6 separate regions of the Homo sapiens genome follow, and all the other regions are linked to region 3. The links are chromatin loops, found by intact Hi-C in ENCODE. Cell type or tissue: B cell. All regions are shown on one strand. Region 1 overlaps SYK (spleen associated tyrosine kinase). Region 2 has its middle 100 kb from the start of MIR4290HG. Region 3 has its middle 27 kb from the start of SYK. Region 4 has its middle 190 kb from the start of MIR4290HG. Region 5 overlaps SYK (spleen associated tyrosine kinase). Region 6 overlaps SYK (spleen associated tyrosine kinase).

Region 1 (5,000 bases), 96 kb before region 3:
ATGAGATACTGCCAGATTATGGAGAAAGTTACAGAAACAGAGACATTAAGCTTAACGTGACAGTCACTTATCTTATGACACACACTAAATCCTCATGTGCCTTATTCATATTACAAGGCGAGAAACCAAAAGCAGAATAATGAGGTCACAATGCACCACTACCGCCACTCAGCCATTGTTTCCAAACACCCGGACCTTCTTCTTTCACACGGTCTGCTGAGCACTTCAGAGGCAGACATTGTTCACCATGGCCCAAGCCTGTTGACAAGGCTAAAGGACATCTGGTCTTATTTGTAAAAATGATGTCGATGGGATCTGTTTTGTCACAGAGTATCTCAGCACTTCTACTGAACTGATTAACAGAAGTAACTATGACACATCAAAAATAAAAATAGAATATAAGCTCAAGGAGGGGGAGACATTTATTCACTGCACTCGGAACTGTGCCACGTCCACAAGGACGCTCAATAAAAATGTGTTGAACAAACACATGAATGAATGGATGGGTGAATGAATGAAAATCACTTCTAAAAACTAGGAGATGTGAAGTATAATCTAATGTGCTTTAAAAATTAGCTCTCTCTCAAGCCTTTATGCTGATGAAGAGAAATAAGAATGAATAATTCCAAATGACAATCTATTTCTTTTAAACATTTACATATGATTACAGGACTGTGCTGTGGTTTCACTTCTGATTTATAATATAATTATCCTGCCTCTGGAAAACTGTCCTGACAGAAACTGGGTGATCCCCTAGGCTTTCTGTCCTCCTCTTTTGCCCAGTTTTCTCCCGCAACCAATTCTAGGCTGAAAATAGTTTTATTTTTTTTAAAGTCTCTTTCAAGGTTAATATTTACTGTCATTTCAACTCCTTTGATTTTCCCTGCAGGCAGGCACATTCTGAGATCCAAAGACAAAACTTGAACAGATGTGGAATTAAAGGATGTCCTCGGACTAGCCATCACTGGTGAGGAGAGGGACCATCACCTCTTCTTGACATAAGACCTCCTGTCCCTCCCACTGAGGACATTATCCTGGGGTTGCAGCCTCTCTACCTCACAGAATGTTCTCCAGACCAGGAGGACTTCCAAATGGCTTGTTCCAATTAAACCAGAACGCAATTCCCTGACATATGAATCCTGCAGGGAAGAATTTTAAAACAGAGATGGGGTTGTCAAAATATGCTGAAAGGGATACTAGGGTGTCAGGAATGAGTAAGAATTAGTAGCGATGGACACAGAGAATCTAAACCCCTGGGCACAAATAATTTATACTCTCACTAGCAGTGTGTTGTTCACCCCTAGTCTATCTTGGCTTATGGATAGGGAAACAGATGGGAGATCTTCCTCGGAAATTAGAACTCCACGTTTATAGCCAATAAAGCTTGGGGCTTCATTTCCATGCTGCCCAACACAGACCACTATGTGATTATAAGCCTTTTAAGCCAAGCCACAAAGAACCCTCATGTCTCTCAACAACCCCACATCAACTCTCTCCTACCCAGATCCCTGGGCTCCCTGCCCCTATCTCTTTCTGGTGACTAACAGGACTGGAGCAAAGAATGATGCCACAACTGGAAGAATGTGGAAGAAATGGGAGGTTTCCTATTGAGTCAGTTAAAAGAACAGTAGTTACTTTATGATAAAGATGAAGATGCAAAATCCATGCTTCATCTTTCCCAAAGCACTTGGTGAATATGCCACTTAGTAGAACAATAACCAAAACAATCTCTAAAAGAAAATGCTCAGTTAAAAAGAAAAATTTGAGGAGTTTGTAAAGAATGAGCACAGTGGCATAATGATAAATTGTAAAAATACTATTCTTAAAAAATGTAATGACATTTAATTTTAATAAAAAATATATTTCCGGTCTACATTACTATTAACCTTTTATTCTTTATGTTTGCATTTGAGAGAGCCATTCTGTCCCAATCAATAAGTGTCATCTGTTCTGCACAGTGAGCAACAAGGTGTAAATGAAATGTTGACCATTCCACTTTCTTCATTTTTGCTAATACTCAGAACAGGCTCAAACCTTCAGTCCACCGCTAGATGGCATTAGCCACCTTCGCTTTCTACCTTCCAAAAGAACAACTGGTGACTTTTCTTTAAATTTTATAAATTCAGGTAAGGATATCACTCTGCAATAATAAGTCCAGTTATAAATTATTATCCCTGATTTCCTATTGGTAAGGTTTAACTGCGAATAGAAAATGTATTTGACAAGCATTCTTTGAGTGCCTATGTTTAAAAGCTGGTGATCCAAAAGTGAACAAAAGAGGAAAAAATTATTGGTCTGTGGAACTGATAGGTCCATTCAGAGTTTCCTGATTCCAGAGTATTGCCAAGTGTCCTAACATCCATTTACTAGATCTTAATTTTTACTCCCAGATTCTTGGGCCATTTTCAAATTAGGCAACAGCAGTAATGCAGATGACAATACAGTCATTAGTCATCACAATAATAGTGACAAAAGAGCCAGCTGGCTTTAGAAATATTGGCTGCAATAAACTAGGTTTGGTTTCCTTTTTTTGGTGGAATTACCCTGGTTCAGTAGACCCCCACAGGCGAGGGCAGACTGTTGGCTGGGGAATAGGCTACTATTAGCTTTGCTCTGAGATCCATGAAAATAACACTTGACCTCTGCAATTACTGTTCTCTTACAGTGAAGATCTAAAATCTGTTCCTTTATAATTATATGAAAACACATTTTCTCAAGGGTCTGGTCTACTAAGGCATTACCAAGCAACAGGGTACAACTTGAGGATGTTTCTTTCTTTTTTCTCTTCCCACTGAGCCCTGTACTTAAATGTAAGTTTTAAAATATTATAATCACCAATGTATGTGTTGGAATAAAACATGAAAAATGGGTTTTAATTGGAAATTCTGGGACACATTTCAGTTTAATCCTCTTAGGGGATGTGCCTTTGAAATGCAAAGCTGAAAAGTTCCCTGGAAGTCTTTTTAGAGATGTTGCTGTTTAATTTCCACCTATTTTCCATAAAAGAAGGATAAGGTTCTGTGCTTAAAGCAGCAGAGAAAGAAATTCCAGGACTAATATTGGGAGGGGTTTAATTCATTTAAAGACTACTAGTTGTATTCTTAAGTTAATTTTGTTTATACTTTATAAGTATGTTACTAATTTCTTTTCTTTTCTTTTCTTTTTTTGTTTTTGAGACAGAGTCTTGCTCTGTCTCCCAGGCTGGAGGGCAATGGCACGATCTCTGCAATCTCCACCTCCCAGGCTTAAGTGATTTTCCTGCTTCAGCCTCCTGAGTAGCTGGGATTATAGGCGTGTGCCACCACGCCTGGCTAATTTTTGTATTTTTAATAGAGATGAGTTTTCACCATATTGGCCAGGCTAGTCTTGAACTCCTGACCTCAAGTGATCCACCTGCCTCGGCCTCCCAAAGTGCTGGGATTATAGGCATGAGCCACTGTGCTTGGCAGTAAGCTACTAATTTCTAAAGACAAGTTTAAAATGCATCAGCCTGTTAGTAATTTTATGAAAAATTTAAATTATCTGATTCATAATCATCTTCAAATCTAAACATACTTTTCATTAACTATCTAGATGCTATAGGTAGTTCAAGTTCTAACATGTATTTTTTGTGCCTGAATTATTAAAACAACTATGTACACTGAGCAAATTAACAAGTTCAAGAAAGTTATTTATCTCTTAGCTAACATGATGGGACATTTGACATAATTCTCACAATTCTTTTCTCATGACTGATTACATAATGGAAAGTTCCCCATTTGTTTGTGAAAATATACATATTAGCTCTAAAATATTTCTGATAAGCAATTAAAATATTTTTAATCTATAGCTTAAACCTTACAACCTTGATCTTTTAAAAATTATCTGTTGATATTTTTGGCCTTATATATGTGTCATCATTAGTAATATTTATTTCCAGTTTCTTATTTCTATAAAAAATTCAATGTATACTTTAAAGTTCTTCTAAACTTAAATAGAAAGCAAACTTTTTTTTTTGCCAGAAAGGTATTTTCACAATATTAATCAGATTAATTACTCTCTACTATTTAATTTTCTGTTTTAAAAAAATTGATTAAAATTTCTTAACAGGTTCAAATTTAAAAAGATACAACAGAGTTTACAATGAAAAGTGGGATTTCTTAACATTCCCATCTCTTACTCCAGAGGCAACCAGCATTGCCAGCATTTTCTGTATTTTTCTAGGATACTGTATACGATATCAACACATTCTGCATATATGTATGTGTATGTGTGTGTTGCAGGACATTGACTTTTACACTTAAAATTATATTTTGAAAACAATTCTAGATCTCAGCTGCCTCCCATAGTAGCAATTTTACTGTAACCAATTTCATTTGTTTTCCATTGATAGGCATTTAAATTATTATCAGACTTTGTCAATTATACAATTTTGGAAAAAACACCTTCACATGTACATGATTTCACACAAATGCAAGAATATCTGTACATACTTAGAAATAAAATTGCAGAGCCTTTCTTACAGATTGCATCATTTCAGACTTCCCCAAGGAAGAGTGAAAGTGCTTATCTACCATGCCTTTACTACAGTGTTATCAAGCTTTTAAAATTTGGATCATAGGTGGACACAGTTAAGCACCATAGTTTTAACTTGCATTTCTCTTCTCATGAAGTTAAACAACATTTCATATGTTTAAGAACTATTTATATTTGCTTTACTATAAACTACTACTGATATTCCCTGCCAATTATCCTAGTAGACAGTTAATATTTTTGTTAATTATTTTTAGAATCTCTTTGTATATTAAAGCTATTAATCTATGTGTCAGCATTAGTGCTACTTACTCCCAGTTTCTCATTTCTCTTTTGATGATGTTATGGTTGTTATCTACACATATACTTCTTTATTTTTAGGTGGTCACTGATATTTTCTTCAACTTTTTTCTGACATGTTCTCCTGTAGTCTAAAGATGCACCAAAACTTATTTTCTAGGTATTTCTTTAGCCACTGTGAGTAATCT
Region 2 (5,000 bases), 630 kb after region 3:
GTAAATACTAAAAACATTAGAAGCTATCTAAATGTTCATCAAAAAGTGAAAGGATAAACAAAATGTGCTCTATCACACAATGACACAAAGGAATGAAATATTAATACATGCAACCATAAATGAATCTCAAAAGTGAAAGAAGACAGACATAAAAGTATATATGTAAAATTCTAGAAAAGCAAAATTAATTCATAATGAAAGAAAACAGATCAGTAGTTCCTTGGCCATGGAAGTAGGAGAAAGGAGGGAGGTACAAGGGGTACAAAGAGGTACAAGGAAAGTTTTTGGGGTGTAGTTATGTCAGCAATCTTGATTACGGCGATTGATTTATAGGTGTGTACTTCTGTCAAGGCTTTTTAAATTGTACACTTTAAATATATGTAGTTTCTTGCATATCAATTATACCTCAAAAAATTATAAAACCATAAAAAAAAGCACTGGGAAATTTTCATTTGCTAGTTTCTAATAATCACATTTTGAAGGCAAGGGTGCTTACCAACAGGGATTTTGTAAAACAGCCACAAAAGAGAGCACTATGAAGCTTTAAAGAATGATAAATATCTCTAGACTTCCACTTGTAACTGTGATAAAATAGGTTTATCAGATCACCATTGCCACCAGGAACAACCAGAAAACCTAAAATGAATATGTGTCGTTCATATATTACACAGATGTTGATACATAGATTCTATCCATCTATCTCTATATATCTATCTCTAGACAATGATGATCTGATAAAACTTATTTTATCATGGTTACTAGTGAAAGTTTAGAGATATTCATCATTTTTAAAGCTCCATAGTGCTCCTTTATTGGATCCTACCATATCTTTAAGAAGGGAAATTGTAATTTTAATACCTGTACTACAGAGAAGACATATTGTAAGCACAGATATTAGATTTTCTACTTAGTATATGTGTAAAGCCCTTGGGTCATGGTAGGAGGAACAATGCCTCACAAAAGACAGAAAATATGAGCTTGAGGAGGCCTGACTAGGAATGAAGACCTCGACTCATCATTGCTCTCGGGTCCTCACTAGGAAAGCATTCAAACTCCTACCTAAGCCGGCAAACATAAATGTAGCACAGCCAAGTGTTAAATTTTGAACATTTTCAACTTTCTGTACTCCCGTGGATGGATTCCTGCTAAACCATTGCATTTTCTTAACTCTGAGCATTGGCTGTTTTTATTCTTAACAACTTCCTTACAGCATACGTATGTCAAATTCAACCATTGCTTAGAGAGAAATCATGGCAAGAAAAATCAACATTTCTTCATCTACCTCTGTTTTATTCTAGGGCGCCATCTGCTGGCCAATACCTTTCTTCTTACTTTCAAAAATTGTTCTGATTAATGACACTGGGCAAATTCACAAAGAAGAAAAATTAGTTTGGTTGAGTCCATCAGCGTCCATCCAGGAATCTGGCCAAGCTGTTTTACCATTACCTCTTTGGAAGTAAAGTCAGAAGACTAAGACTCCTTAACGAGAAAAAGACACTGATCTAGATTTGGCGAGGGTGGCGGGGAGAGGGGGGTGGGAATGAGAGGCAGGGACCTCTCAGATATAGCTGTGACAAGCAGGTACATGCTTCATCCATTTTGTAAACAATGCAACAGATCAAGAGTCCTAAAAATGTCCATTCCTTTTGATTCTCAAATAAAATTCTGTGAATCTATCTTTCAAAAGGCCAGAGATGCGGGCAAACAGGTACATGTATGACTATAAATGTCTTATTTATAAAACCTTCACTATATCTATGGAGATATAGAGGCATATACAATATACATCAATTATAATTTTATATTACAATTTTAAAGTCTTGAGAATAATGTAGAAAAATGTCTAGGATACAGTGGTAGGTAAAATAAATTAGGGAACTAAACGATTTTTTAAGTATGATGCCAATTAACTACAAAATATATGAATTTAAAATAAATTGCAGAGAAAGAGTGGTTAGCTATGAATGTGGTATAGGCATTACAGTTTAATTTTAGTTTGTTTATCTGACTTTTGATATTTCCAAAAGGATATATAATAAATATTTTCCACTTTTGTAAAAACTCATATATTTAATGTGAGCCCGTTTACATTTGAAACACGTTGCAATGGTATGGGAAAAAGAAAATTGCATACTTTACTTCCACCTAGTGGATTTAGGAGAAGTTGCAATCAGAAACCCAACGCTTTCTTTAAAAGGTAAAACATTTAAAAACAAAACCAAATGTAAGAGCAGAGAGGATAGTGCAGAAAAGGGGAGAAGAGGGGAGGGAAGGGGAAAGGAGACTCAAGGTGGGCAGGAGAGGGGAAGGGAACAAAAAAGGTCATGTGCGCAGCGGCTGTATAGAAACATGCAAAATCTAAAAACATTAACATTTTAAGCAAAATGTCACCACTGGTATTTATACAGATTAAACAAGCTCTGTTTAAATAACAAGTCTCAATACATCTTCTTTAATATGATACTAGATTACCTCTACTTGTTCCGTCCGCAACCCCCAGCCCCCACTATCCAGCAACTGCTCCCTACTGGCTGCCCCAGTCTGCCCAGGCCTAAACAACAACGCCCTGCTGCCTCTGTCCTGACCTGTCACTTTTTGCTGGGGTGCCTGGCCTTCTTCACATCTCCTTTAAATATCCTGCTGCCCGAATGAGTTTTCTTTTGAGAGTTCTCTGTGCCCTTAAAAAGATCAAATCTATATTCTAACACGAATCCTTTCAAGTCGTTCCCTTGTTTAAAAATCCTCAAATGGTTCTTGTCACTGAAACTAACATCTAAATTCCTTAGAGTACTATCAGGGGCACGGGATGACCTCAACCTTGTCTCCGTTTGCAGATCCACCTCCCTTTACCCACGGTCCCCATCACAGCAGGCTCTCTCCAGCTTCAGGTGCTTGCCTGCGCTGTGCACTTTGCCTGGAATGCCTTCTCACTTTACCAACTTGTCATACCCCTGTGCACAGGCACCTGCTCCTTTGTGAAAACGAGTCACCTGGAGAATTGTAGATGTATCTATAATGATGGAACCCTAAGATATGATCTTTCCAATGGCTAGAACTAAGGGAAATTTTATGTGCATGTCTGTATCTATATAAAGATCTATATCAAGATCTACATGTATACTGACAGAACTAACTTTGGAATTAGAAGCTATGCTGCTGACAGGTTACATATTTCTGGAAAGTTATTTGCTAATTAGTGCCAGATATGATGTTAACATATCTGACAAAAAAAAGTGCGTTTTTTTTTCTTTATACCTGCAGGTTTTACACTTGGCTTAGAAATGAAAGCCAAGGTTATAAATTTGAGTTATAAGTACCTGACCGGGGAGAAAAACACAGAAGTGTTCAGAGAAGAAGGATGAAAACCAGGAGCCGAGAGTCCTAAGAACCAGGGAAGGGTTCCATTAAGCAGAGAGGAAGTGGTGATCCATGACAAAGCCAGGGCCCAGGAGGCAGGGCTGAGAACTCTGCACTGGGCAGCTGGTGGCATGCACAGAGAGAGGAACCTGGCAGAGAGATTAACGCAGGAGCAGATTCAGCAGGATAGGAGAGCGGCAGCTGAGGAAACCAAGGCAGCCAACGTGGGTCCCTTGCTCAAGAAGCAGGGCGGAAGGAAACAGTTCCCTTCCAGGCTGAAAGGACTATCTGAAAGATCAGGAAGAAGAGCAGTCTCTGGCCCGACTCCACTCCTCTGTCAGGGTGGGATGTGCAGAGCTCAGTGTCCCCCAGCCCTGGCTTGCAGGGGCAGGGGCTGTGCCAAGGTGGGGGCCACAGTGAGTGTAGGCAGCTCCAGAGTCCTGCAGCCCAGGCCTCAGCCCTCTGCCCAGACCCAGGCACAGCTCATAACTTCCTTGAGATTTAAAAAAATAAAAGGCCCCTGAGGGACACACAGAGTGTGTGAGGTACACTTACTGCCACCACCAAGGAAAAACAGTGAAAGAAAAAAAAAAAACTTTTACCTCTCTACCCCAAAAATGTCTTCCTTCCTTAGTATTCTCCAATCTTCACTCCCTTCACCACTGAATAAGAGGAGTGAAGACAGCCCCAAGAAGCTGCACATGATCTGTTTAAACAAGAGCTCGCTTGAAATTCAGAAAGAAGCCAATGGCCTTTAAAAAGCCAAACAACCGGCCAGCCTCCGTGGCTCATGCCTATAATCCCAGCACTTTGGGAGGCCGAGGCGGGCGGATCACCTGAGGTCGGGAGTTCGAGACCAGCCTGACCAACATGGAGAAACCCTGTCTCTGCTAAAAATACAAAAATTAGCTGGACATGGTGGTGCATGCCTGTAATCCCAACTACTCGGGAGGCTGAGGCATGAGAACTGCTTGAACACGGGAGGCAGAGGTTGCGGTGAGCTGAGATCACGCCATTGCACTCCAGCCTGGGCAACAAGAGTGAAACTCCGTCTCAAAAAAACCAAAAAACCAAAAAACCAAACAACCAAAGCACCCTATCCTGTCCCTTCTTACCTGAGGTACCTCCCTGTATTAGGCAACCACATACTTTGAAAATAATGACTTAGGAGGAAAGGAAGGAAAGAGCAACCCACGTTTCTTTTCCTTGAGTGCTTCTCACTCATTAGTCAGCCAAAGGTAGAGAGTTGGTAGAAAGTGTGCATATCATGAAGTGAAATAAAAGCAATTGACTTTATTTTGTGCAGCATTTCCACCATTCTGGTAAGAATGAAATACATATGCATGTATGAGCTACAAAATGCAACTGCCAATTTTATGTAAAGATGAATGGTAAAATGCATGCTAATAATTAATAATGGTAATTTGTCTTTACTTATTATGACATTAAATAGCACATTTGAAAACATCATGATAAGTCAAGAGAAAAACTATGGAAAATGTAAAAACATGATATGTTAGCACCTTTAACGGCACTTTTATTCATGTATTTTGTAAAAGTGTTCATATTTTCATTTTGTTCTGAATAAATTACGCATTCAGTTCTGTCCACAATCAGCTTCTTACCAAAGCCACCAGGAGCCG
Region 3 (5,000 bases):
ATCTCACTGTGGTCTTAGTTGTCCTGATGACCAATGATGTTGAACATATTTTTATGTGCTTATGAACTCTTTTCTGTTATTTTTTATGAAGTGTTTGTCCAATATTTTGCCCATTAAAAATTAGATTGTCTTTTGATTATTAATTTGTAGAACTATAAAAGATATATTCTGGATTGAAGTCATTTGTCTGATACATATTTGGCAAATATTTTCTCCTAATCTACTGCTACCTTTTTCATTTTCTTATCATTGTCTTTTGATAAGCAGAAGTTAATTTTGATTAAATGAAATGGAACAATTTTCTTATTTTTAGATGAGTGCTGTTTTTTACCAGCCTGAGAACACTTTGCCTACCACATTAGATATTCTCTTATTATTTTGAGAAATTTTATTGCTTTTATGTGTAATAGAACTCTGATGCATCTTGAATTAATTTTTTGTATAGTGTAAAATAGGAAGTGAGTTATTAATTTTCTACACAAATATCCAGTTGTTTCAGCACTATTTCTTGAAAGGACTTTCCTTTTCCCTTTTTCATTGCTTTGATGCTTTTGTCAAAAATCTTGTAATTGTATACATGTGGGTCTACTTCTGGAATTTCTATTCTGTTTAATTATCTATTCATCCTTACACCAATACCATACTGTCTTGATTACCATACTACATTAAGACTTGAAATTAGGTATTTATTTCCCTATTTTATTTTTCAAGACTGTTTGGGTTATTGTAGGTCTTTTTCATTTCCATATAAATATTAAAAAATTAGCTTGTTAATTTCTACAAACAAGCCCTCTTTGGATTTTGGTTGGTATTGTATTGAATATATAGGTAAATTTGGGGAGAAATGATACTTTAACAATAGTGAATCTTTCCATCTATGAACATAGTATAACTCTCCATTAATTTAGGTCCTTTTTAATTTCTTTTAGTGATGTTTTATAGTTTTCAGTGTACAGGTCTTACACATCTTTACTTATTTCTAAGTATTTTATATTATTATAAAATGGTATGTGGTTTTTTTGTAAGTTTCATTTACCATTTTTTATTGATATTATATAAGTATGCAATTGAAATTTATATATTTACTTCGTATCCTGAGACCTTAGTAAGTTCACTTTTGTGTTATAGTGGTTTCTTTGTAAATTCCTTAGTTTTTTTTATGTAAACAGTCCTGTCATCTGCAAATGGAGGAAGTTTTATTTTCCTTTTCCAGCTTTATATTTTTTATTTAATTATTTATTTTTCTTGCCTTATAGCAATGCCTAGAACTTCCAGTACAACCTTGAGTAGAACTGGTGGATGTGAACATTTCTACCTCCTTTTTCATCTTAGGGAAAAGTGTTCATGTCACCATCAGTATGACACAGGCTATAAGTTTTCTATAGATGCTCCTTATTGGGTTGATAAAGTATCCTATTTCCTTATTGTTAAGTGCAATTTCTCCAAGAGTCTTTGAGGTCTCTTTTCAGTTGAAGGACTTTTAAAATGCCAATAAATTCAAAAAGCATTATTTCACAAACAGTGCTAATTATGTTCTGTTCTCTAAGCATCAACTCATTTAAATCTGAAATAAGGTCAGGGTGCTATTCTTTACATTTTCTGGCAGAGGAAACTGAGGCACAGGTTGGCAGAAAAGGTTCTCAAGATCAGACATCTAGGAAGTGGCAGAGCCAGACAGTCTGGCTCCTGAGATCATAGGCTAGGCTGCCCCTATATCCTTACGCACGTGGTTACTGTAAATCACTTCTGCCATCACTTGACCATCTGAAAGTAGCAGATGCTACTGAAAAACACCTTCTTTTTCGGGGTGGGGAAGGGATGACTGCTGAGGGTTTTAGTAGGAGTATATTTCTACAGCATGGTTACAGCATCCTACATTGCAGAAATGTAAGTTGACCTAAACTATGTATTCATACATGTGATTTCTCTTTTATTTCCTCAGAATATTAAAAAAATGAGGATACTGATTTTATTCCTCAAAAGAAGTTTAAGTCTTGCTTTTAGTTAGTAGCTACCTCCATAGCTTTCCATAAAATATATATTTTCCTTAACTCAAGAGATAAGAAAGCAACTGTCTTCATGACCCAAAGCAGTATCTTTTCAAACGTTGTATTTGGCAAGATAAACATATTTAGTTTTTATAATCTCTACAGTGTATGTTCTTTGCGCTTTTCCAGTATAATACTATATATTTTATATACAGCAACAGAAATTGGCATGCATATTTTTATATGCATCAATATGTGTATGTGAATTTATACATATACTCTGTCCATACGTGTATTTCGTTTAGGTGTGAAATAGTAACAATGGCTCCTATTTCCTCAGTGTCCACTTTGTGTAGGCAACCAGGGGCTTTATATTTTCTGTCTTTAATTCTTACAAAAATTTTGCAAAATAAGTATTGTCACTCGCATGATCCAATGAGAATTTGGAGACAGGAAAGATTAATCACTCCATTGAAGGAATACCGGTAGTAAGTAGTGAAGCTGGGATTATTTCTGGAATTTCAATCCAAACCCATTAGTGGTGGCGATTTGAATGATTCTTGCACAATGGCCCTAGTGCTGTGTGGCTGTCCAGAAGGAAGGACACAGGAAGGACAAGCGCTGGTGTTGAGGCAACGTGTGGGCAACCCTTGCTAGCACATGTGTTGTTTGGTGGCATGAGGTTCTCAGTTAATATGAACCACACCTGCTCAAGCTTGTTTACTGGAGGCACTGCTCCCTCAGCAGGATCTAATGGGAATGCCCTCATTTGGTTTTGGTCACAGTCCTGAGAGTGTGACAAACCACATAAAAGGGGAACCAGGCCTCCTACCAGGTGCCCAAGGGTGTTGCAGACCAGGGCCACCTCTTTTCTTCGATGTGAGTGCTGAGAAGACTTGCTTAGCATGTGCTGCTCAAAAAATACTTGGGAGTGAATGAATAGAAAAATGGACAAATGGACTTTTCTATGGTTCAGTCATTAATAGCCCCTGCCCTCGAGCCTACCGCCCCAGCCCAGCTGCTCATGGCCTATGGAATTTCCTCCTCACTTTGACAGTTGCACTAGCTTCACATGGCCTTTTGGGAATAGCACCTGTGCTACCCTCCAGGTGAACTGCTCTGTAGGGGGCAAATGTGAGCAAAGCGTTAGGCCCAGCCCACAGGGAATGTTTCCTTGTGTGGGGCAGTGGGGTAGGCCAGGCGCAGTGTCCAGGACACATGTCCACTGAGATGGGTTGTGACTGGGGGATGGAGCTAAAGATGCTCATGAAAGCCCAGGATGCCTTGGGGACAGTGGGAGGTTTGGCCTGGGATGACTCCCCTCCTCATCCCTAGGCAGACATGTGACTTTGGGTCCCTATGTCAAGTCCTGAGAGTTTTCAGTTTCTGCATCTGCAAGGAGGAAGTTGGAGCAATAATAACCAACATTTGTTAGAACACGAAGTGTCACATACTCTGCTTACAACTTGATGTGCATTTTATTCTTTAATCTTTGGATAAGTGGCCCCAGGGATTATCGCATCTCACATATGAGAAACTGATGCTTAGAGGGGTTGACAACTTGCCCAAGATGGCACAGCTAGTACCAGCACAACGTGAGCCTGACTCCAAACCCACACTTCCTATGTGACCCTCACCATCCCGATAGTTCCAAGTGCACTTCTGACCTCCTGATTTTGCCCCTGGAGAGTGAGAGACTTTGCAACTGTAACAACCTCACTTCACCTTTTATGCAAATCTCATGTATAATTTTCATAAACTTTATTTTTTTAAAATGTAATTCCCCAGAGGCCTTCCCTACCTGACTTGGCCTTGGATGGGCAGCAGAGGGCAATGTAGTCTCAGGGAGGCACCCTCCCTTCCCCTGGGCTGGGAACTGTGAAAATCTAACCACTGCTAGCAAAAACCAGTCTCAGCTGGAAATGGTCTAATCTTCTTGGAGGGGATGTTGGAGAATACATAGCAATAGATTCAGATGAAATCCTGTCTCAGTAGGCACACTTAGAATATTGTTCCTTGGATGGCATTAGAAAGGGAATCTTTTTTTTTTTTTTTGTAATATAGAGTTCTCATTTTATTCCATGCATGAAAAGAAGAGATAAAGGTTTTGTGCTTTTCCTCGCCTCTATTAATAGAAGTTATTAACATGCCTATAATAGAAACCATTTCACCTTCGCTGGAACTGATGATGATGCTTCATGATAGCACAGTGGTGCCCTGTTGCCAAGTATTAGATATGGTCCAATGTCTCAAAAATTACCAGTCAAACGGATTTGTGAGTGTCACAGGTTGTTTTTAAGATCTTTATAATTATTATTTTTAGACTTGGTATCTTTTATATCCATACACTGCTAGGATTCAGATCTGAAAGTCAGATTGCCCTAATAAACTAGTAGGGGCTCCTTGGGTGACAAAGCCACTCTGACAGTGACTTCATTGGCTGTTCATTGGCCACATACCCTCGCCTGGTTCTCTGAAGAGACATCACATCGCAGGATGTGATGAACACTAGTTTTTATTTTCTTAGCAATATTTCATTAATTCTTGGTGTGTCGTAGTGAATAAATTACTGTCAACATCTTTTGAGCACCCAACATGCCAGAGCATTTCTAAACAAAGGCAATTGACAAAAGATGTAGAATACAAATGTTTGAGCGCTTAAGGGCTGGGTGCTTTTTAAGTGCTTTATCTGTATGACTGTGTTATGTCCTCACAACAGCCCTACAGGTATTATCATCATCCCCGTTTTACAGATGGGAAAACTCACCCAGAGGTGCTACGGAACTTGCGCAAGATCACAGAGCTATGAGAGCAGAGCAGGGAAGCAGCCCCGGATGGGCGGATTTCAAAGTCTGCACTCTCCATTCCTACTCCTTCCTGCTTCTCAGTGTCAGCAAGAGCAAATCTCATGAGCTCTAGAGCATCCTGGCAACCTTCTGGGAGGGATGCTCTTTACCTTGATCTATCTATGTTGGGTTCCAGAATCTTCTCCCTAAATGTAAATGTAACAGG
Region 4 (5,000 bases), 550 kb after region 3:
AGGGGGTGTACACCACCCCTGTTTGTAAACATCCCCTGTGATATTGTTCCAAATGGCCTGTGAAAGAGTAAATATGACTCCCATTATCGCGGGGGGTGTTCAGCCCTGATGATATTGTTTTCTAACATCCAGGGAAGGAGAGTATGCTATTACTCCCAATATCGCAGGGGTTGTACACCCTTTTGTGCTTTTGTGCCCAATATCCAGGAAAATAGAGGATGATATTACTCCCAATATCGAAGTAATTGTACAGCACCCCTGTGATATTCTTCATCATATCCAGAAAGGAAAAGAATGATATTACTCCCAACAGCTTAGTAAATGTATACCCGCGCTTTGATATCTTTCCCAATATCCAGGTGGGGAGAGGATCATATTACTTCCAATGTCGCAGGGTGTGTACACCCCCTCTGTGATCTTGTTGCTAACATCCAGGTTTGGGGAGGACAACATTACTCCCAATATCGCAAGGGGAGTACACTCCCCTGTGACCTTGTTAGTCATTTCCTGGCTGGAGAGGATGATATTACTCCCAATATCGCAGGGAGTGTACACACCTCTGTGAAAATCTTCCTAATATCCAGAGGGAGAGAGGATGATATTACTCCCAGTACTGGAGGGGGTTTACACAGCCCTGTGATACTCTTCCTAATATCCACAGGGAGAGAGGATGATATTACTCCCAGTACCGCAGGGGGTGTACATAACCCTGTGATATTGTTCCTAATATCCAGAGCGAAAGAGGATGATATGACTCTCAATATCGCAGGGGGTGTACACCCCTCCTGTCTTATTGTTCTGAATACCCTGGGAGGGAGAGGATAAGGTTACGTTGAATATGGCAGGGAATGTACACCCTCCCACTCTGATACCCTTCCTAATGTCCAGGGGAAGAGAGGAAAATTTTACTCCCAATATCGCAGAGGCAGTACACCCCACCTGTGATGTTGTTCCCAATATGCAAGGGGGGAGAGGATGATACTACTCCCAATATCGCAAGGCTGTTCACATCCCCAGTGACATTTTTCCTAATATCTAGGGGAGAGACAATTATATGACAGCAAAGGTCGCAGGGTCTGTACATCCTGATATTGTTCCTAATATCCAGGGGGGAAGAGGATGATATCAAATATGAAAGGGGGTGTACACCCCCCACCCCTACGATATTGTTCTTAATATTCATGAGGGGAGACGATGATATTCCTCCAAATATCGCAGGGGTTGTTGACACCCCCCTGTGATATTGTTTCTGGTATCCAGGGGGGAGAAAATCATATTACTTCCAATATTGCAGGTGGTGTATACCCCACCTGAAATATGGCACCGAATATCGAAAGAGGGAGACGATGATGGTATTAATACCAATATCGAAGTGTGTGTACACGTCCCTTGTGATATGGTTTTTAATATCCAGTGGGCGGGAGGATGATATTAGTCCCAACATCCCAGAAGCTGTACACTACCCCTGTGATATTGTCCCTAACTTCCAGAGGGGAGAGGATGATATCACTCCCAATATCTCGGAAGTTGTACATCCCCCGTGATATTGTTCATCATATCCAGGGAGACACAGGATGACATTCCATTGAATTTCACGACAGGTGTACACGCACAGTGTGATATTGTTCCTAATATCCAAGAAGGGAGAGGATGATATTACTCCCAATAAAGCAGTGGGTGTACATTACCCCTGTGTTATTGTCTCTAATATCCGGGGCCGGGGGAGGCGGGGAGAGGATAACATTCCCTCAAATTTAGCAGGTGGTTTGACGCCCCTTGTGGTGTTGTTTTAAATATCCAGCGGGGAAGACAATAGTACTATTTTTGATACTCCGATTCATCCGCTCCACCTTTCCGGAACTCTGAGGCTGGGAGGCGGCATGCAGTTTCCGTGTGATCCCCAATACCTTTGCCGTCTTCTGTACCAAGGCAGCCAAAAACGCAGGCCCGTTATCTGAGCTGATCCGTAAGGACAGTCGAAATCTAGGAATCAGATCTCGAAGGAGCACAGGGTTTACTTCACCAGCTTTCTCAGTTTGTGTTGGATAGGCCTCCACCCACCCAGAGTAGGTACGCCCAAGAACTAGTAAATACTTGGTACCTCCACACTTTGGCATCTCTGTGAGGTCTACCTGGAGATCTTCAAAGGGGACTGCTCCATAAGCTTGTATGCCGGGCGGAACGGCTGGACCTTGCCTCGCATTATGCTCTCGGCAGGTAACTCACCGCTGCCTCAGCATTTTGGCAAGGGCTGACAAATGTGAGATGTAGCAATACCGGCCTAACAACTTTTCCAGTGACTCCTGACCTACATGGGTGATTTCTTGCACAGCCAGTACAACTGCAGCTCCTAGCAACTGTGGCACAGCTACTCTCACATCTGGTAACTGAATCCATCCTCCCTCCGTCACTTGTCCTTCCCTCTACCTGGAGAAAGTCCTTTTCTTCTTTAGAAGAAGTAGGTCCAAGATCAGGTGCTTGAGGGAGCACTGATGCCCGGAAGGGGGCAGATGCTGCTTTTCGAGCCTCTGAGTCAGCGCGGGAATTCCCCAAACCCAGCAAGGTGGAAGCTCGCTGGTGTCCTCTGCAATGCATGACTGCCACCTTGTGGGGTTCCCATACTGCTTCTAATAATTGCAAGAATTCTTGTTGATATTTTCTATGTTTTCCCCCAGAGTTCAATAGGCAGGCCCTTTTCTTTCTATCACGCTCCATGCACTTGAAGGGTTAAAAAGACATACCGAGAATCAGTGTAAATGTTTACAGTCTCACCTTCACTGAGTTCTAAGGCCCGAATGAAAGCAATGAGTTCAGCTTTCTGGGCTGAAGTGGCCTGGGGCAACAATCTGGCTTCAACAACAGTGTCCAGGGTTACCACTGCATACCCTGCATCTCTCTCTCCTTGGGGGTTGAAGAAGCTGCTCCCATCCACATATAGTTCCCAGTCTACTGATGCCCAAGCCTGGTCCCGGAGGTCAGGTCTGCTAGAGTCAACTGAGTCCAACACTTCTACACAATCAGGCTCGACAGGGCTCTCTGATACCGGGAGCAAGGTGGCGGGGTGTAGGGTGTTACAAACTTCAATGGTTATACAGGGATTTTCACAGAGCAAAATTTGGTGCTTGGTGAGTCTGGCATTCGTTAGCGAATGATGTCCTTTAGTATTCATTAAAGTCACCACAGCATGGGGGGCCTTTATGTTCAGGTTTTGCCCAAGAGTCAGCTTATTTGCTTCTTGTTCTAGCAGGGCAGTTGCTGCCAAGGCCCTCAAACAGGGGGACCATCCTTTAGAAACCCCGTCTAGTTGTTTAGAGAGGTAGGCCACCGGCCTCAGCCAGGGCCCCACAGTTTGGGTTAAAAGTCCAGCTGCCATCTTTTCTCTCTCTGATGCATACAATGGAAAAGGCTTTGTCAGATCGGGTAGCCCCAGGGCTGGGGCTGCCAGAAGTTTTTCCTTTAACTCATGAAAGACTTCCTGTTGTTGGGATCCCCATTCCAAAGGTTTCCGGTGCCCGCCCCCTTTGTGCCCTCATACAAAGGCTTGGCTAATACTGCAAAGTTTGGGATCCACAGTCTACAAAACCCCACAGCTCCTAAGAATTCTCTCACCTGCCTTCTGCCCTTAGGCTCCGGTAGATTGCAAAGGACCTGCTTTCTTTCTGATCCCGGGCTGCGTTCGGACCCCTGTGGGATAGTAAATCCCAAGTAAGGTACCTGCCGTCGGCAGATCTGAGCTTTTGTCTTGGACACCTAATACCCACAGTCCTCCAGGTGCCGGTGTAGGGCATCTGTTCCCTTGGTGCACCCGACTGCCATGGGGTGTCCCAGCAGAAGGTCATCAACCTACTGGAGCAACACGCAGCCTAGGTCTCTGGTGGGAAACTTCTGGAGGTCTCGAGCCAATGTCTCCCTGAAGATGGTGGGGGAGTTCTTGAACCCTTGGGGAAGTCCAGTCCAAGTGTACTGCGTAGTGACACCTGACTCCGGATCTTCCCACTGAAAGGCAAACAGCTTCTGCCTCTCAGGGGCTAATCTGATAGGAAAGAAAGCATCTTTCAGGTCCAAGCAGGTGAACCAGATGTCCTCAGCTGGCAGCAACCCCAACAATGTGGATGGGTTAGGTACTGTTGGATGTAAAGTCAGTGTAGCTTGATTAAGCAAGTGCAAATGCTGTACCGGCCGGTAGTCCTTGGTCCATGGCTTGGAAACAGGCAGGAGGGGAGTGTTCCATGGAGACTGACAAGGAACAATAATTCCAAAAGTTCTTAGGTGCTTGAGATGGACCTGGATACCTTGAAGAGCTTCTCTGGGGACCGGGGCCTGTTTTTGCCTAACCGGCTGGGCCCCAGTCTTAACTGGCCAATCCCGGAGGGTTGTCTTCCCCCCGTACTCTTGGCCACCGCTTAGCCAGAGCTGGTCTTCGCTCTTGGCCCGGCTCAGTTAAGAAAAGTCTCCATTCCTCCTCTCGGGGGACCGTAAGGGTCATAATGACTCCCGTTCCGGGTAACTTTAGCAGCAAAGAGCCGTGCTGTGTCAAAGAGAGAGTGGCTCTCAGCTTGCTGAGCAAGTCCCTTCCCAAAAAGGGCAAGGGACAGTCAGGCATGTACCAAAACTGATGAATGACTTTATGTCCTCCTACAGTGCAAGTCCGAAGCAAGCAGAAAGCCTGCTTTGCTGAAACCCCCATGGCTCCGATGACGTCAATAGTCGTTTCGGATAAGGGGGCGACCGGGGCGGTTACTAGCGAATGTTCAGCACCACTATCTACAAGAAAATCAATGTCTCTACCCCCGACTGTCATTCTGACCAGAGGCTCTTTGGGGACGCTTGAGCCTGGTCTCCCTCAGTCCAATAACCCTTCTGCCAGGTTGAGTAGGGCCCCTTCCTCCTTGTCCGGGGCCTCCTGCTCTGAGTCACCTTGTTTTCTTTTGAGCTGAGGGCATTTGTTCTTCCGCTGTCCTATTTCTTTACAATAAGCACACTGGTTACGCTGCAAACTC
Region 5 (5,000 bases), 63 kb before region 3:
ATGGTCGCGATCTCCTGACCTCATGATCTGCCCGCCTTGGCCGGGCGCGGTGGCTCACGCCTGCATTCTACAATGCTTTTGTTGCAGGCCAGCCACTGCCCCCAGCCTGCTTTTCCCCCACTCCACCCTTTTCCTGCAGTGGGTCTTCTCGGGCCTCCAACCTCATTTCCATTGTTTCCCCTGCAGCCCAGCACGTCTCATACTTCCACGTGGCCTGGGGGCTCTGACACACCCAGGGCCTGAGACGCTGCTGCTCCTGCAATCCTGGTGATGCGGATGCTGGGTTCTGATGCCACCTGAGACCAGGTTCTCCATCTTCTCTGCCTTCCCTGCCCAGGCGGTGTCCCAGCCAGGAACCCAGGAGTCCTCCGCAGGACTTGCGTTCTCTAAGGTTCGTTTTCCAGGCGCCCTTGGTGCATGTTCCTTACTGCCCATATCCATGACCACTGCTTGGCGTAACCCTGTCCTTTCCACTGCTGCCCTTCACTCCTCACCTTCTGCCCTCCTGCTTCCTGACGCCTCCCTCTCCAGCTGCCCGGTCCTCCCTCAAAGCGCACATCAGCCCTTCCTGCCTATTCCAACATGCCCAGTCCACAGACCACACTGGACTGCACCGGGATGCTGTGGCTTTCCCTTCTTGTTCTCACCACGTGTGCTTTCTGCTGAGGCGTGCAGCTCTTCCTCCCAGCCATCTCAGTCATCCTTACAGACCCAGCTCAAATACCCCTGTCACTGTGTACCTGGCCCCGATGCTTGTGTCCCCTCTGCAGGGCCCAGGTTACTTTTTATGTAGTTGCAGAACAGCAGACTGCACCATCAGCTCAAACTGAGACAGTAACTTTGTAGGAACAAAATTTTAAATAAAATGAGAGCAAATACTTTTTAATTCATATAAATCTTAACATAGCTACTATTTTAAAAATTCATTGGCTTGTCACTAATCATTACATCGGTGCTGGCACTTGGGCATGAATCCCATATTGAAGTGAATGGAAAGGAAGTGAGACAGGCTGTGGTCGGGTCTTGGGGAGCATCTGCAGACCCGGAGCAACCTCCAGGCACACGCCAGGGACACTCTGTGTGGCTTTGATGGTGCATTGCAGATATGTTCGCAAGCAGGTGGCAGAAGAATGTGCTGCACTCAGTGTCAGCACCGATGTGGCTGATGGCCCTTTTCTGGCCATGTGACTTCCTGTGCCGGAGTTGACCTGGGTATGTTGGTGGTGATGGTTTGGGCAGAATCACTGGTTCACTGCAAGGACAGCTTATGGCACATTTTTGGGCTACTTAATTGGGGGAATAAACAATGTCCATGGTGTTCCTGTGCATACCTTCTCAGGACTGGCACCCACCGGCACCCACCCGGGGCCTTGTCCTGGTCTCCAACCTCCTCTTTCTCAGGCCACCTTGGCAGGAAATGGCCATCTCCATTCCAGTCACTGCCCACAGTGGCCCAGGCTGCTGTTCTCAGCTCCACTTTTCAGATATCAGCTTTCAGTCAGTATGGCAAATCCAGAGAGTCTCACTTTTCACCCAGCGTAGTCTTGGCCACGGCTGTGGCATCTCTGCCACCCCCACCAACTGAGACAGGGACGGAGCCCGTGACTTTCCCCTGCAGGCATTCCTCCTGCACACACAGACTCAGTCCTTCCCGCCTGATGCTTTTGCCAACTCACAATGCTTAACTCTGACTACAGGAACAGCTCATGGCTCAAATTCTCTTTAGCATTCCCAGGGATCATTTTCTTCCAAATAGTGTTTAGAACTTGCTCCCTATTTTTTCTTAATTCAACATTCCCAGTTATTTTTTTCCATGTGTGACACTACTTCATTCCAAAGCACGAAACTGAGAAACAAACCAGGCCACTTAGCTCCTCCTTAACTCCACCTGTACCCCTCAGCCTGCTGGGTCTGGCACCTCAGTGAACACCTGGGCAGGTAGTGGTTCAGCAAGGAGGGTTTTCAGGTGTCTGGTGAGCTCCTGAAAACACTGCAAATCCCTTGCTCTTTTGAGACCTTTTTTGTGACACAAGTTAAATGTGCACTTAGTTGTAGAAAAATGTTTTTTGACATGAAATAATCTTCTGTAATGTCCTGGGCCGCATACCTCCCTTCCCTGCCTAATTTTTCTCTGCAGCACATCTCCATAAGGCAGCAGCCCTTTAAATCATGATTCACTGTTGAATTTGAGTATTGTCTTGTTCTTCCCACCAGAGGGCCAGCTCTGGGAGGTGAGAATAGGATGACCTTGTTCACTGCCATATCACCATGCCTGGAACAGCTCCTAGTGCAGAATAAGTCATCAAAAATATTTGTTGGTTAATGGGTATTTATTTCTCTCCACTGAGCTCCTGATCTGCATGTCTGCTTATCTGACGTCCCCCCTTGGATGTGTAACAGACAAGTTGACCTCCACATACTCCAGATGAGGCTTTTGACTCCTCCTGCCACTCCCTCAGCAAATCTCTTCCTCCCTCAGTCTCTCCTAATTGAGGAAATGACATTGAGCACCACAGTTGCTGAGGATGAGACCCTGGCTGCTTTCAGGAGTCTTCCCTCTCACCAAGTCAGAAAGGAATGTGCTTTCTACCAGAAGCATTGGCCACTCACAGTGATGCAGGGAAGCCATGAGCTTGTGCAGGAGCTGAGCTCCATCTGATGCAGTCACAGGGATGGAGAATCTTGAAGCAGGTTAGATGAGCTGGTCTCCAGGTCCTCTGAGTAGCTTTTCTTTAAAATATATTCCCAAGCCATCATGTCTCCCCATAGCTCCTGAGGCTGCCCTCGTGGAAGCCACCGCCATCTCTCAGGTATTGGAAGTCTCACCTGGTCCTTCCTTTCCTTACTGACAATTCCCTACCCTGAAGGTGGAGTGAGGCTCACAAGGAACCTCTCCATCCACATCACATCGCAAATCTTCATTGCTCCTCCACAAGGCTCTCCTTGACCAGGCCCGAGACCTGCAACCTCACCTTGCTCACTATCTCCACCACACTGTGCTTCTGCCTCCAGGTTGAGGCCTCTCCTGCCTCCTGCTTGGCTTCCTCCTTCTCAGGCCTTTACTCAGAGAGTTGCATCATGATGATCCAGTCTCAGGTGCTGCTTCGGCCTACCTTGGCCACCCCCGCACATAGTTAACTTCTCAAAAGCATCTATTACCTTTGTAGCATCAACACAAACCTGCCCTTTCCCTAAAATGTGAGCCCCAAAGGTCTGGAGATTTCACTGCCTTGCTCAGGCTTCAGGGTTTAACCAGAGGCTGGCAAAATCCTGCTTGATGGAAACATGTTGCTCTTTGCTTTTTAGGATTTCCACAGTGAATATACAACTGACCCTTGAACAATGTGGGGATGCTGACCACCCACCCTGTAGTAAAAATTCATGTGTAACTTTTGACTCCCCCAAAACTTAACTAATAGTCTACTGTTGACCAGAAGGCTTACCTATAACATAAATAACTGATTAACACATATTTTGCATGTTATATGTATCATATACTATATTCTTATAGTGAGGTAAGCTAGAGAAGAAAATGTCATTAAGAAAATCATAAGGAATAGAATATATGTTTACAATACTGTACTGTATTTATCAATACCATAAATTTACTGTCATCTGTTTACAAGATGACTCATCCATCTGAAATGGCAGGCAACCATGGCTACAGTCCTCCATCTACAATCCTCATCAAGCAATTCAGCTTTTTCTTATAATGTCATGACTTCTTGGGAGCACTTCCAGCCTCACTGTGACCCTTCACATGGGACCCATGGTGTTATTCAGGTTGTACGGTATTGCACTAAACATTATGAAAAATACTTGAGAACTGCAAGAGATCACTTATTAAAGATCACTTTTTACTGCAATATGCAATTTACTGGAGAGATGAACTGCTCACACAGAGATGATGAGCATCACACAGTGATTTAGGCAGGTACTTGCAACTCTCGAGCTCATCACAATAGCAACAGGAAGTGGCTATGAAATTATTACAGCAGTACAGTGTGTACTGCAGTTAATTTTATGCAATTATGATTTAATACTGCATCTTTATATTTATTTACATTTTCCTCGACTGTGAATGGCATATAAGTATTTATGTGTAAGTTTTGATAAATTTTAATTTTAATAATAGAGTTGTACACATTTTATGGTAGTAAATGAAAAAATAGACTACATATATTTTGTGCATTCAATATACACTTAACTTTTTCTTAACTTTTTTTTTTTTTTTTTGAGATGAAGTCTCGCTCTGTTGCCCAGGCTGGAGTGCAGTGGCACAATCTCGGCTCACTGCAAGCTCCGCCTCCCCAGTTCACGCTGTTCTCCTGCCTCAGCCTCCCAAGTAGCTGGGATTACAGGTGCCCACCACCACGCCTGGCTAACTTTTGTATGTTTAGTAGAGACGGGGTTTCACCTTGTTAGCCAGGATGATCTCGATCTCCTGACCTCGTGATCTGCCCTCCTCAGCCTCCCAAAGTGCTGGGATTAGAGGCGTGAGCCACAGCGCCCGGCCAACATTTTTTATATTTCTGGGCTATGGAGTTCATCTGCAAGTTTTTAAAATTGTCAAAAACCTTCAAAACTTTTTTCCAATATTTTTGTTGAAAAAAAATCCGCATATAAGTGAACCCACATGGTTCAAACCTGTAACGTTCAAGGGTCAAAATTGTATGTTGCTTTTGTAATAAAAATGCTAAACATGCAATTGCTGTGTGTCCAGATGGAGGCTAACAGGGCCAGAATCAGAGAACCCTGGCAACTAATCTGCGAGATGCTCCAGCCCTGTGGCTGCTTCAGATGGAGCTTGGTTCCTACATAAGCTCCTGGCCTCTTAAGGGAAGGGAACTCACTCCAATGTGTGCCGATGCTTCTGTTGGAAAACACTTTCTTATCTGATTCCCCATCTCTCCTTCCCCATCTCTCCTCCTCCATTTCCCGTCTTCCAACTGTGCACAGGACAAAGAGAACACAGCCAGTTCTGCTTCCCCAAAACAACC
Region 6 (5,000 bases), 52 kb before region 3:
AGAAACACAAAGTGAAGCTAAGGATGGTAGCATGAGGCATGATTTTTACTAATGTTTAGAAATAGAGGGATATTGAAATACTTGAAAACATTATCCAAACCTTCAACACCAAATTCTCTTGCTGTGCCTTCAGAACTTAAAAGATTGAAAGTGCATCAAGTAAAGGCTGATCTATCTCAACCAACACATAGACATTTTCAAGCTCTGCAAAAGACACTCAGAAATCTCTTCTCTATGCCCACCTTGCCATAATTAACACAGAAAACAGATATTACGCTTTGGTGTTAACATTATGTTAATATAAATGTTAACTGTGTAGTTATAAATAAACAACCAGCCCATCTGGTGCATTTAATTTACAATCTAACTGATTGATTCATTCAATATGCTTGTTGAGCATCTATCACGTGCAAGTCATTATGTCAGGCACCATGTGAGAGAAAAATGAACCTCCTGCCTCCCTGACAACAGGTAGGCAGAAATGGCTCACGAAAGTAAGAGAATAAGGATCTGGTCCGAGAGTTCCACTTTCATCCTGGGGACTGCGTGATTTCCAGGTTCTCTACTATCCTCACGTCTTCTTGCCTCTAAGTGGGACTGGCCAAAGCCACCTGCAGATTCTAGTTCTTGGCAGGACTCTGGCTCATGAAAGCTCACATGTCCGGTTCTTCCTGAGTGTGGTCTTCAGGGCACCCCACCCTCAGGCTCCCTTCTGGAAAGCAGGGTTCTGGGCCCACCTCAGACCCAGCAAATAGGGCATACGGACAAGAAGGGTAAATTTTAAACAGCTTCCTAGGTGATTTTTTTTTTTTTTTGAGACGGAGTCTTATTCTGTCACCCCAGCTGGAGTGCAATGGCACGATCTCCACTCACTGCAACGTCTGCCTCCTGGGTTCAAGCAATTCTCCTGCCTCAGCCTCCTGAGTAGCTGGGACTACAGCGCACACCACCACACCCAGCTAATTTTTTGTATTTTTAGTAGAGACAGGGTTTCACTATGTTGGCCAGGCTGGTGTCAAACTCCTGACCTCATGATCCGCCCACCTCGGCATCCCAAAGTGTTGGGATTACAGGCGTGAGCCTCTGCGCCTGGCCTGCTTCCCAGGTGATTTTTAAGCACTCTAATGTCTGAGAACCTCTGCTATAATCTAATATTGCCCTATTCAAGTGCTACAGTGTGACAGGGAGGCAAGTTGACCACGTTCAGTGTGAGCGAAAGCAAGTTGCCACTTGCCACGGGTGGGGAAGGGAGCCAGGGAGGACAGTCAAGTCACCGTGCTGTGCTGGTGACCGGGCCAGGCTGCAGGCTCAACCTGGGAGACATCTCTGCAGTTCTTCTCCACCAGGAAGAAGTACATGCCTCATCATACAGGTGTGCTCAGAGAAGGGGGAAGGGACGCACACGCAACGCACACACAATTGGTAATTAAAAAGAGAGCTAGCTTTTGTGAATAATTAACAGAACACTGGGTTGCAACCAAAATTGCCACTTAGCAATGTCCCTTGCATGCTCTTTTGAGCAGAAGAGGACAGGGTGGGGTTGCAGCCAGCGGTGTGGGGCGCATATTGACCCTGAGTGGGGCCAAGGATGTCTCCCCAGTGAACTGCACCATCTACCATGTCCCAGGGCCACCTCATCACTCACTCTTCTCTGGGGAAAAACACAAACAACCAACAAGATGCTAGAAAAAAGAACTCACGTTGAATATGCCTGATAGATCTTACTATATTGCTTTTATCTGGGCAAACCACATATGGATGATGAGAAGGGCAGCGCAGTTGCAGGCTTTCCTTGATCCTGCCCTGGTACCCATCCCAAGATCCTTTCCTACTCAGCTGTGAAGGCCTGGGCGGGGCGGGGGGGGGGGCGGGGGTGAGGCCACAGCAGACTGCAATGACAACAGCCGGCAGACCTAACATCTCTTGTCTGTGCCTTAGTGCCTTGCTGAAGTTTCCCGCTTTCAGGCTCTATTTTACTTTTCCATCACTACCTTATGAGCATAATCTTTATGGGGATCCTGCAGCTGCTAGAGAAACCAAAACACCTGACTTAAGCAAAAAGGACACAGTAAATGTGGATTAAGAAATATCTAGAGTTTTACTGAATGTCTATTTAAAAAAAATCGCTAGCATTCTTTTTCCTAGCCAGTTAAAAAATAATTGTGGGTGACTCAGGACTGCAAGATATTACAGGAGCTTATGATGGTCTCCTGAGATTTTATAATTGTCTTTCATAAACCTGAGACATAAATATACTCAATGCTTAAAGCAAAGTGGCATAGGTTATAGGAAGGAGAGAAGGATGCTTTAGCTGCATCATAACTGCAGGCAAGACAAGATGGCAAACCGCTAAACCTTCCAGCTCAAGATGGACATGTGCTCAGTGGAAGAATGTTAGCGGCAGAGGAGAGGAAACGCAGATGCAGGCATGAAACCTAAGTATCCCTCCTACAGACACCCACAGATGCGCAGAGCCTGAGGTTAGGGTTTCTAAATATGCTTGATTCCCACAAATTTGACCTACCTCCCTTTCCTGGATTCAAACGCAGATCTGGAATCCCAGGCGCTGGGCAGTATAGAATGTGGGAAGGGAAGAAGCACACAAATCTGAGAGGAGTATCTTAAAAGGAAAACAGCTGAAACAGAGAGAAAGCACAAGACAGGCATCAACAAGCCAGAGTGCTTCCTGCTGCTGGACGATGTCTGTAATTAGGGAAATGGGCTTTTCCTCAAAGTGTCAGCATGCAAAACAAACCAGAAAGCAGAAGTGTGAGATCCCCAGCAGCACGGGGCCTCTTTTAATTGCACATTCAAAATGAAGTAATGCTCTGAGACATGGATCCCTCCAGAACACACACCAGTTGAGGAGGGAGTCAGTGGACAGGGCTGTGCCATTTAGTGCTTAGCCAGCCTGGAAATGCCCTTTCCCAAGTGTTTTTACCAAAAATGAACTTGGTCTTGAATTGCTGGAATGGGTATAGCGAGGTTTTCCTGATTGTTTTATGTTTTTTTAAAAAGTCCTACATCATAACATGTATCAAATTCAACCAGAAGATTGAACCAAATAGGAAGAGCATCCTTGAAAAGATCTTAATGGAGACCTCAAGATGCTAATTGCCAGCCAGGAGACTGAAAAAGTCAAGCAGAGATGGTCTTAATGGCGGAAAGGCCAATGTGTAGGGCAGAGGAAAGAAGGGTGCCAGCTCTCTCTGTCCCTGTTCCCAGGCCTCCTGGTCAGACAGCTGCTCATGGTGCTAGCAACAGATGCAACTTTACAGAGCACCTCTGACCAGCTCCCTCAGGGTACTTTTCAAGCATCTACTAACATTCCCTTACTCTGTGAAGCAAGCAGCTTTTTAATTTCCCACTGCAGTCTGTGACATCCTCCACACTCAAGAAGGGCCAGAAGCTCAGCCAGGGCCCACTCCACAAAAGGCCGTGAAACATCCCTGGAAACGCAAGATAAAAAGGAACCCTCTCCAGAGCTGTAGAAGCTGGAAGGAGTCATGTTGATGAGTTTACTGGGGTGGGGTTAGGAGCCTCGCGAGGGAAGTGTTCAGAAACACAACAGTAGGCAATCTGCACCTGCACCCCAAACTTGTGAAAATGACAGCTTCATGAAAAACAAGTTCTCATTTTATAGAAGATAAACTTCAGCCACAGAAGAGGTTGGCTGTACATCTTTAGTGCTGGCCAGAATGGCCATGATGATGAAGGTGATGAGGATAATGCAAAACAGCTATTCCATGAGTACTTGACTCAAAGGTTATCAACTGATGTGCACAACATCCCTAATGGTAGATACTATTGTTATCCTCAATTCACAGACCTGGTCATCGAGCCTCAGGAGGGTCAACTGGCTTGCTGAAGAACACACAGTATGTGGTGGAGCCAATATTTGAAGCCTGCCTCTTCTCTTAGCTACCATCTTCAGGTGGCAGTGCAAAGGCCCTCATAGTCAACCCATCCAAATGTAAGCTTGGGGCTTTCCTGCCTAACTTGGAGCTCCTTCTTGTTCCCTGGAGCTGGGTTCTCAATGTGCGTCTCTGGACCAGCAATGTCAGCATCACCAGGAAACATGGAGGATATGAAAATTCTTAGGGTTCCACCCTGACCTGCCAAATCAGAAACTCTGGGGTGAAGCTCTAGGTTTTGTATTTTAAAGGCTCAAGTTTGAGAACCTTGGCCCAAGAGCTCCATCCATTTATGAAGATGAAAATCCAAGCTCTCTTAGATCATTCCCTTCTCTACACTGCTGAAAGTCAACCCCTTGCCAATCCCTCCCATCTCACGTCTCAGCCTCCCACACATGCCTACTTGTCTCCAAAACCACATAACATCCTTTTCCTCCACATCTCTTTTGAGTAGCTCTGGCTGTCAGTGCCCCCACCTTGCTCCCTTCCTACATGTTCTAAGCTGTGGCCCTTTTCTCTGCTAAAAATCCTCCACTGTCCAGGCTACCCTTTGAGCTCAGGATAAACATGTCCCTGTCCCCACAGTCAAAACTAACATGCTTTCCTTTTGTACCACTGACCACTGTTTTGACTTAATTTACCTTTACTTTCTAGCATGTGAATTTTTGATGAATGTCTGTTTGTCCCATAAGGGCAGAAATTGTATCTGTTTCTAGTAAGACTTGAAATTGAGTAGTGTGAGTCCTCCAACTTTGTCCTTTTTAGTGGGTATTGTGTTGGGTATTCTAGATCTTTTACCTTCCCAAGTAAAGTTCAGAATCATTTCATCATTAGCTACAAAACAGCTTGCTGGGATTTTGATTGGGATTGGGTTGAATCTACAGATCAAGCTTGGCAGAATGAACATTTTAACAACATTGAGTCTTCCAATGTACGAACATGGACTACTTTTCCATTTACTTACATCTTCTTTGATTCTTCCATCATTATTTTGTAGTTTTCTGCATACAGATCCTGTACATATTTTGTTAGATTTATACCTAAGTATTTTCTTGTGTTTTTTTTTTTTTGTCTTTTTGGTGCTAT

The links. A loop is a pair of places that touch in the nucleus more often than their neighbours do. Peaks named below come from ENCODE experiments on the same cell type or tissue, not always from the same donor. Only the 100,000 strongest peaks of a DNase experiment are listed, where the experiment ranks them.
Region 1: a loop joins it to region 3, with 8 times the contacts of the local background. A loop is called at or near these places in 16 of 110 quality-filtered maps.
Region 2: a loop joins it to region 3, with 22 times the contacts of the local background. A loop is called at or near these places in 15 of 110 quality-filtered maps.
Region 4: it touches region 3 in a loop (6-fold over the local background); 7 of 110 quality-filtered maps call a loop at or near these places.
Region 5: it touches region 3 in a loop (4-fold over the local background); 4 of 110 quality-filtered maps call a loop at or near these places.
Region 6: a loop joins it to region 3, with 5 times the contacts of the local background. A loop is called at or near these places in 4 of 110 quality-filtered maps.

The regions. Positions count from the first base shown.
Region 1 is chr9:90,868,274-90,873,273 of GRCh38, reverse strand. All of the region lies in intron 7 of SYK (spleen associated tyrosine kinase), which reads right to left. Among named protein-coding and RNA genes, the nearest start is that of SYK, 69 kb to the right of the region's middle. In B cell, CTCF peaks have their summits at 1,854 and 2,053 (motif pointing right); a DNase peak (open chromatin) is centred at 2,053; H3K27ac peaks cover 2,829 bases.
Region 2 is chr9:90,139,080-90,144,079 of GRCh38, reverse strand. No RefSeq gene overlaps it. Among named protein-coding and RNA genes, the nearest start is that of MIR4290HG, 100 kb to the right of the region's middle. In B cell, CTCF peaks have their summits at 1,114, 1,315 (motif pointing left), 1,855 and 2,157 (motif pointing left); DNase peaks (open chromatin) are centred at 1,309 and 2,139; H3K27me3 peaks cover 424 bases.
Region 3 is chr9:90,772,619-90,777,618 of GRCh38, reverse strand. No RefSeq gene overlaps it. Among named protein-coding and RNA genes, the nearest start is that of SYK, 27 kb to the left of the region's middle. RefSeq lists an enhancer at 2,853-2,912. In B cell, CTCF peaks have their summits at 2,752 and 3,812 (motif pointing right); DNase peaks (open chromatin) are centred at 2,768, 3,348 and 3,718; H3K4me3 peaks cover 516 bases; H3K27ac peaks cover 1,418 bases.
Region 4 is chr9:90,224,536-90,229,535 of GRCh38, reverse strand. No RefSeq gene overlaps it. Among named protein-coding and RNA genes, the nearest start is that of MIR4290HG, 190 kb to the right of the region's middle. In B cell, CTCF peaks have their summits at 2,405 and 2,604 (motif pointing left); DNase peaks (open chromatin) are centred at 2,325 and 2,637.
Region 5 is chr9:90,835,523-90,840,522 of GRCh38, reverse strand. All of the region lies in intron 1 of SYK (spleen associated tyrosine kinase), which reads right to left. Among named protein-coding and RNA genes, the nearest start is that of SYK, 36 kb to the right of the region's middle. RefSeq lists enhancers at 1,069-1,128, 1,169-1,218. In B cell, a CTCF peak has its summit at 2,230 (motif pointing right); DNase peaks (open chromatin) are centred at 1,154 and 2,219; H3K4me3 peaks cover 318 bases; H3K27ac peaks cover 3,831 bases.
Region 6 is chr9:90,825,104-90,830,103 of GRCh38, reverse strand. The region is part of intron 1 of SYK (spleen associated tyrosine kinase); the gene reads right to left. Among named protein-coding and RNA genes, the nearest start is that of SYK, 26 kb to the right of the region's middle. In B cell, no CTCF peak of the experiment used is centred here; DNase peaks (open chromatin) are centred at 2,753 and 3,463; H3K4me3 peaks cover 3,870 bases; H3K27ac peaks cover 4,946 bases.